Linked DNA regions of Homo sapiens: region 2 is linked to region 1. Evidence: chromatin contacts called from ENCODE Hi-C or POLR2A ChIA-PET data. All regions are on one chromosome and are shown on one strand. The core of a region is the stretch at or near the end of the contact, and the rest is flanking DNA. Distances in the headings are between cores, read along the strand shown.

Region 1 (2,620 bases), core at 121-2,620:
GGTAGTCACACTGTGCTTCTGTCAATTGAATAAGGTGATTCTGAGGCACAGTCATGGAGGATTTGCCTGTATGAGTGTGCATTTGTGTACATATGTGTGTGCGTGCTTCCTTTTCCTGCAGTACTTCAACTGGACAGGATTGCATGCTCCAGAACTTTCTTTCAATATTCCCTTCACTTAGGGAATCTTTGCCCCATTCAGATAACAGACTGCAATCTGGGAAAATACTTCATGCCGCAGCATTAACACCAAAGAATGTATCAAAGGCTTCTCTTTTCTAGAATGGCACACTAACATCTTTTATTAGGTGCAGATGTTTTCTGCGCTTTAAACAAAATGAGCGACTACGTGTAGAAATTCAGCCTCCTTGACAGGGAGTTGGAGGTCTCCTCAGGTGCATTGTGTATGTATGTATGGTGGGACTGAGTGAGGGGGGCTCAGAAAGGATTTTTTTTTTGGGAAAGAGAGAGACGCTTCTTTGCTTCTGAAACTGTCAAACAGACCCAGGTTTCTCGTTCCACCTACATTGTGATCCCCAGGCCTCATCCTTCCTCCCTCTGGGCTAGCAGGAAGATTTAAGGAGGGGCATGGATCTGGGGGAGACGTAGCCGGAGGAAAGTGGGTCAGTAGGCTGAGAGGCAGGGGACGCATCTCGATTCCATTTCCTGGATTGTGCCCTTTGTCAGACTTGCCTACAGACAGAGGGCCTGTGTGTTCCAATTTTGCAGAATTACCTTCCCTGGTTGGAACCCAATCCCCCAACCTCAAGCTCTGCAGACATCTTCCCTGATCAATGTCCTGTCCTCTTTTCTCTGTCAAGTTGTTCCTCCTTCCCGAGCTCTATTGTGATTTGGGGCACCTGAGGAATTAACTATTTCTCTCGTGTCTTTGCCTAACCACAGGTGAATGTCTCGACCCGCTTTTAAGCTGGCTCCGCCCTCTGGACGCGTTCTTTTAAAGGTGGGAGCTCCGACGGAGGGCCCTGATTCCGGCCTCGCTACCAGCTGGGCTGTGTGGGGGAGCGAGGCCTAATAACCCAGGGGGCGCTGGGCGGGAACGGCGTGGATCCCTCGGCCTCGCACACCTGGCTCCTAGTCCTCTCGGCCGGGCCGGTGATCCTCTGGTCGGGGGTGGGGGTGGGGGGGGCTTGCGGCAGCTCACACCTGAGGCCGTTACAAAAGGCCTGCAGCTTAACTCGCTGCAGCTCGGGGGGATGGATTGCCTACTAACTGCAGGCGCCGTGGTGCGCCGAGAAAACAGCGAAAACTGGGCCAGCGGAGGCGGGTGGGCCTCCTTGGAGGAGCGCACCTGGGGTGCGGGAGCGCCTCCTGGCAGCCTTGGCCTCGCCTCCCACGCGTGGACGCGCAGGGCCCAGGACACCGCAGCCGCCTACTCCTTTCTGCAGCCCCGGGGTCTGAAGGTAGTTACGAAGGAAATCTTTTGTAAAATGTTCCTTTTTCCTCCTCTACATTTTCTTTCTCTGTCCCTCAGTAATCCCGGTTCAGGGGTTAGCGTCCCTCACTAATCCCTGGATTTAAAAAACATTCTCCTTTTACACCCAAGCTTCAATTGGTAGAACAGAGAGACAACTGACGTCGCTTTTGTTTTGCCAGCTTTTGTTTCCGGTGCATCAGAAACTTTTTGCACCTGAGACATTATGAGATTGTGCCCCAGCCGGTTTCTAAATTATTTCTAGGTGAAAAAATTTTGCAACCTACCTTTGCAGTAAGAATTCCCCCTACCCCTCCTTTAGAGAAAGTACTTGACAGTGAATAACATCCTATATTTATAGACCAATGATTGCTACATTTCATACCGTGTAGGTTTCCTTCTGAAACCTCAATCACATTTGGTTACTGTGGTAGGGGTTTAAATGTAGCAACTAATGGGCTGTGGCAGCAGGCATTTCCCTACCTCTCCTTTTATTGAACCTTTAAGTGGCAACTGTGCTTCTCTGGGTAAGAGCAAGGCTTTGAGATTGCGTTCCATGGGTTAGCTCGGTTCTTTAGCGAAGATTCAGAGATCCTGAATTGCATCAAGAGATGCATTTGTCGGTCTGGGTTTCAGATAAAAGCATGAAATCTCACTGACTTGCTGAACATTGTGGTTTTGAATCGGGGCTTTGGAGATGAAGCTGTGAAACCTCCCAAACCAAAGTTCCTAACAGAAATCACCAGCTGTGATTTACATATTGGCTTTGCCACAAAGTTTTAGTTCGACTCTGTTTCTGTTGTTATGGTGTCTTATGAATATTTTCTGATATTTAACCCAAAGCCCTCTTGCTGTTTCCAAACTGGTTACCTGAGATAACTGAGGCACTTGTGCTGCTGTTTGGACGGGATTACTTCATGTACTTAAAGGCTGGCCATACTGCAGACTAAATACATCTGGTATCACCCTCTACTAAGTTTTTAAAAAGTCTTTGCTGAATGAAATGCAAAAAGAAAATGCAAACAATGCTTGGGCTTTCCTTTTCTTTTCCAGGCTCTCTTTACAACTCTTGCAAAGATGTCAAGACATATTTCAGTATTCCACCAGCGAGGTTACAGTTTTATTAGTGATGGCCTTGGTTCACACCATAAATGTGAATTTACCATTTTCTGTTGGCTTGACTGACCTG
Region 2 (2,620 bases), core at 80-2,579, 160 kb before region 1:
GTCTTTCTTTTTTTGTAGAGATGTTGTTTCACCATGTTGCCTAGGCTGGTCTCAAACTCCTGGGCTGAAGTGATTCTCCTCCCTCAGCCTCCCAAAGTGCTGGGATTCCAAGTGTGAGCCATTGTGCCTAGCCACCACTTTGCCTCTAACAGCAGCAGGCAGATCTGTCCTGCCAGGATGAGGCCATCACCAGGGCAGCCTCCATCATCACCTTTGAGTCATTCTTGAATGCAGGATCAATCCTTTTTTATCATTAAAGGCACTTGACACATAAATAAGTCTGGCAAATTGACCCATTGCTGCTTTAGTTTGGATCTTCTGCCTGGAAAGGCAGAGGAGAGATGAGTTGAGTACTGCAGGTCCCAGAGAGGTAACTTCAATTTGCAGGTGGAGATGCTGATTTCGTTAGGATACTCCCATTCACTAGAGAGTTAGAACTAAAATTTTTGTTTTTCTTACAGATTTGGTTTTAAAAATCCAGTATTTTGTCTAATTAATTCTTTTTTTTTTTTTTTCTCGAGATAGAGTTTCGCTCTTGTGGCTCAGGCTGGAGTGCAATGGCACAATCTCAGCCAACTGCAACCTCCACTTCCTGGGTTCAAGCGATTCTCCTGCTTCAGCCTCCCAAGTGGCTGGGATTACAGGTGCCCACCACCATGCCTGGCTAATTTTTATATTTTTAGTAGAGATGGGGTTTCACCATGTTGGCCAGGCTGGTCTCAAACTCCTGACCTCAGGTGATCCACCCACCTCGGCCTCCCAAAGTGCTGGGATTACAGGCATGAGCCACTACGTCCAGCCTAATTCTTTAATTCTTAATGAGTAAGTGAAATTGCCTTAATGACTTGTAGCCAGGAAACACTCAGGCTGGTGTTTCTCTTCTTGTTCCAAGAGTTATGGATAACTACCAGCTGCTTCTGATGACACTGTTAGACAATGATCATGTGACCACAGGGGTGGCTCTGATGGAACCCAGATGATAATCCCATATGTTAGGATCAATTCCTTGCTAGATTCATATGTTGCTTTTTGTCAAAAAGTCATTCTTTAGAAGCTGCAGTACTTCCTGTTGTGTTAAGGGCCTCTCTACCCAGTGAGGAGACCAGACCTGGCCTGATGAGCTGCGTGAGCCCTGCCCCTCTGTCTTTATTTGGGAAATGGGGATAGTGACGCCTATGGGACCTCCCTCATGGGGTTGTTGTGAGTCTCTGTAAGGTCATCCTTGAGGAAGAGCTTTGCAAAGCATCAAGAACCAATCAGGTAATCCCTTACATCAGGAATCTGGCCGGACGCACCCTGTAGGCCACAGAAAATCAAGGACTCAGATGCCTGGCCACGCCTCCTTAGGCAGCAGTCCTGATGTGGTGTTTCTCAGCAGCTCTGCCTTCTCACAGCCCTCCTGGTGTGAGCAGAGTTAGTGCCAGCGTTAATAGTGTTTATTTTAGAATCAACACATCCCTATACCTCATCATGCCACAAAAAGAGGCATTTAGGCTGGACCATTCCACAAATATTTATAGAACACCTCCTAGGAGCCAGGCATTGTTCTACTCTCTGCCAACACCAGGAGAACAAATAGATACTGTCCCTGCTCGTATGGAGCCCACAGTGAGGGAGAGAAAGACATGAAAAGCAACAGCACCCGTGAACAACCCCCACACTAATAAATATGTGACTAAGAGCTGTGACAAATGCCGCGAGGGGAAAACGGGGACTGTGAAGAGAGATTATGTGGCAGGAGGGCTGGAAACAGATGGCACTTCTCTGAGGAAGTGGCTTTTGGGCTGAGACCTAATGGCAAATGGGAGTTAGAGACTTTGGCAAAAATAACAGCCACATGAAGGAAGACCCAAAGGCCAGCATTGTCCAGTTTTATGATCAAGGGGACGGTGGTGGCAGCTGATGAAGCCAGAAGGGACAGCAGACATCAGGCAATGCAAGGTAGTTCTGTGGTGGTGTGGGTTTCACCTGACGTGCAGTGGAGTCCACAGAGTGTTAATAAGCAGTGCGGTGATGTGAACCCATGTGGAGAAGGGCCAATCGGGATGCTTGTGGAGGGTGGACCAGGGCAGCAAGATAGACATGAAAGCCAGTCAGGAGGCTACACCATCACTGGGTGGAGGTGGCTGTAAGTGAAGTGGTGGGATTGGAGGGACCTGGGCTGGGCTGGATACACAGGGAGGGAGAGGGAAAGGGAGGGCCGAGGACAGTGCCCAGGTGTCTGCTACCTGAAACTGAGTGTAGGAGGTCCCATTTCCTGAGGGGGACACTAGAGTCCAGGCTGGGAGCTGTGTGAGTCCCCTGGGCTGTCATAACAAAGGATCACAAAGCAGGTGGCTCAAAAACAACAGAAATGTAATCTCTCACAATTCTGGCATCCAAAAATCTGAAATCACAGCGTCAGCAGGCCCACACTGCCTTTGAAACCTGGAGGGGAGGCTCCTTCCTTACCCCTTCCAGCTTCTGGTGGCCTGTGGCAGCATCACTCCAACCTCTGCCTCCATCTTCACAGGGTATCTCTGTGTCTTTGTGTCTTCACAAGGTCATCTTTTTATAAAGATACTGGTCATATTGGATAAGGGGCCCACTCTACTCCACTATGACTGAATCTTAACCAATT

What was found. Hi-C counts contacts between places; a loop is a spot of excess contacts on that map. ChIA-PET counts read pairs that join two places held with the same protein, here RNA polymerase II (POLR2A). Pooled maps may share reads with other maps.
Region 2: a map of CD4-positive, alpha-beta T cell shows a loop between it and region 1 (5-fold over the local background). The contact joins two enhancer-like sites. A Hi-C loop is called at or near these places in 5 of 168 maps with a recorded cell type or tissue (CD4-positive, alpha-beta T cell, CD4-positive, alpha-beta memory T cell, OCI-LY7 and 1 more), 3 of 37 single-sample maps with no recorded cell type and 10 of 50 pooled maps. POLR2A ChIA-PET finds 5 or more read pairs at or near these places in 1 of 52 experiments (OCI-LY7).

What each region holds. Positions count from the first base shown.
Region 1 is chr6:156,395,706-156,398,325 of GRCh38, reverse strand. No RefSeq gene overlaps it. Among named protein-coding and RNA genes, the nearest start is that of SNORD28B, 18 kb to the right of the region's middle. RefSeq lists enhancers at 761-1,290, 1,291-1,821 and a silencer at 2,103-2,152. Within about 2 kb of position 1,370, at least 6 of the 41 ENCODE cell types and tissues checked have a DNase peak (open chromatin) inside an H3K27ac peak, as active enhancers do.
Region 2 is chr6:156,556,405-156,559,024 of GRCh38, reverse strand. No RefSeq gene overlaps it. Among named protein-coding and RNA genes, the nearest start is that of SNORD28B, 180 kb to the right of the region's middle. Within about 2 kb of position 1,329, at least 6 of the 41 ENCODE cell types and tissues checked have a DNase peak (open chromatin) inside an H3K27ac peak, as active enhancers do.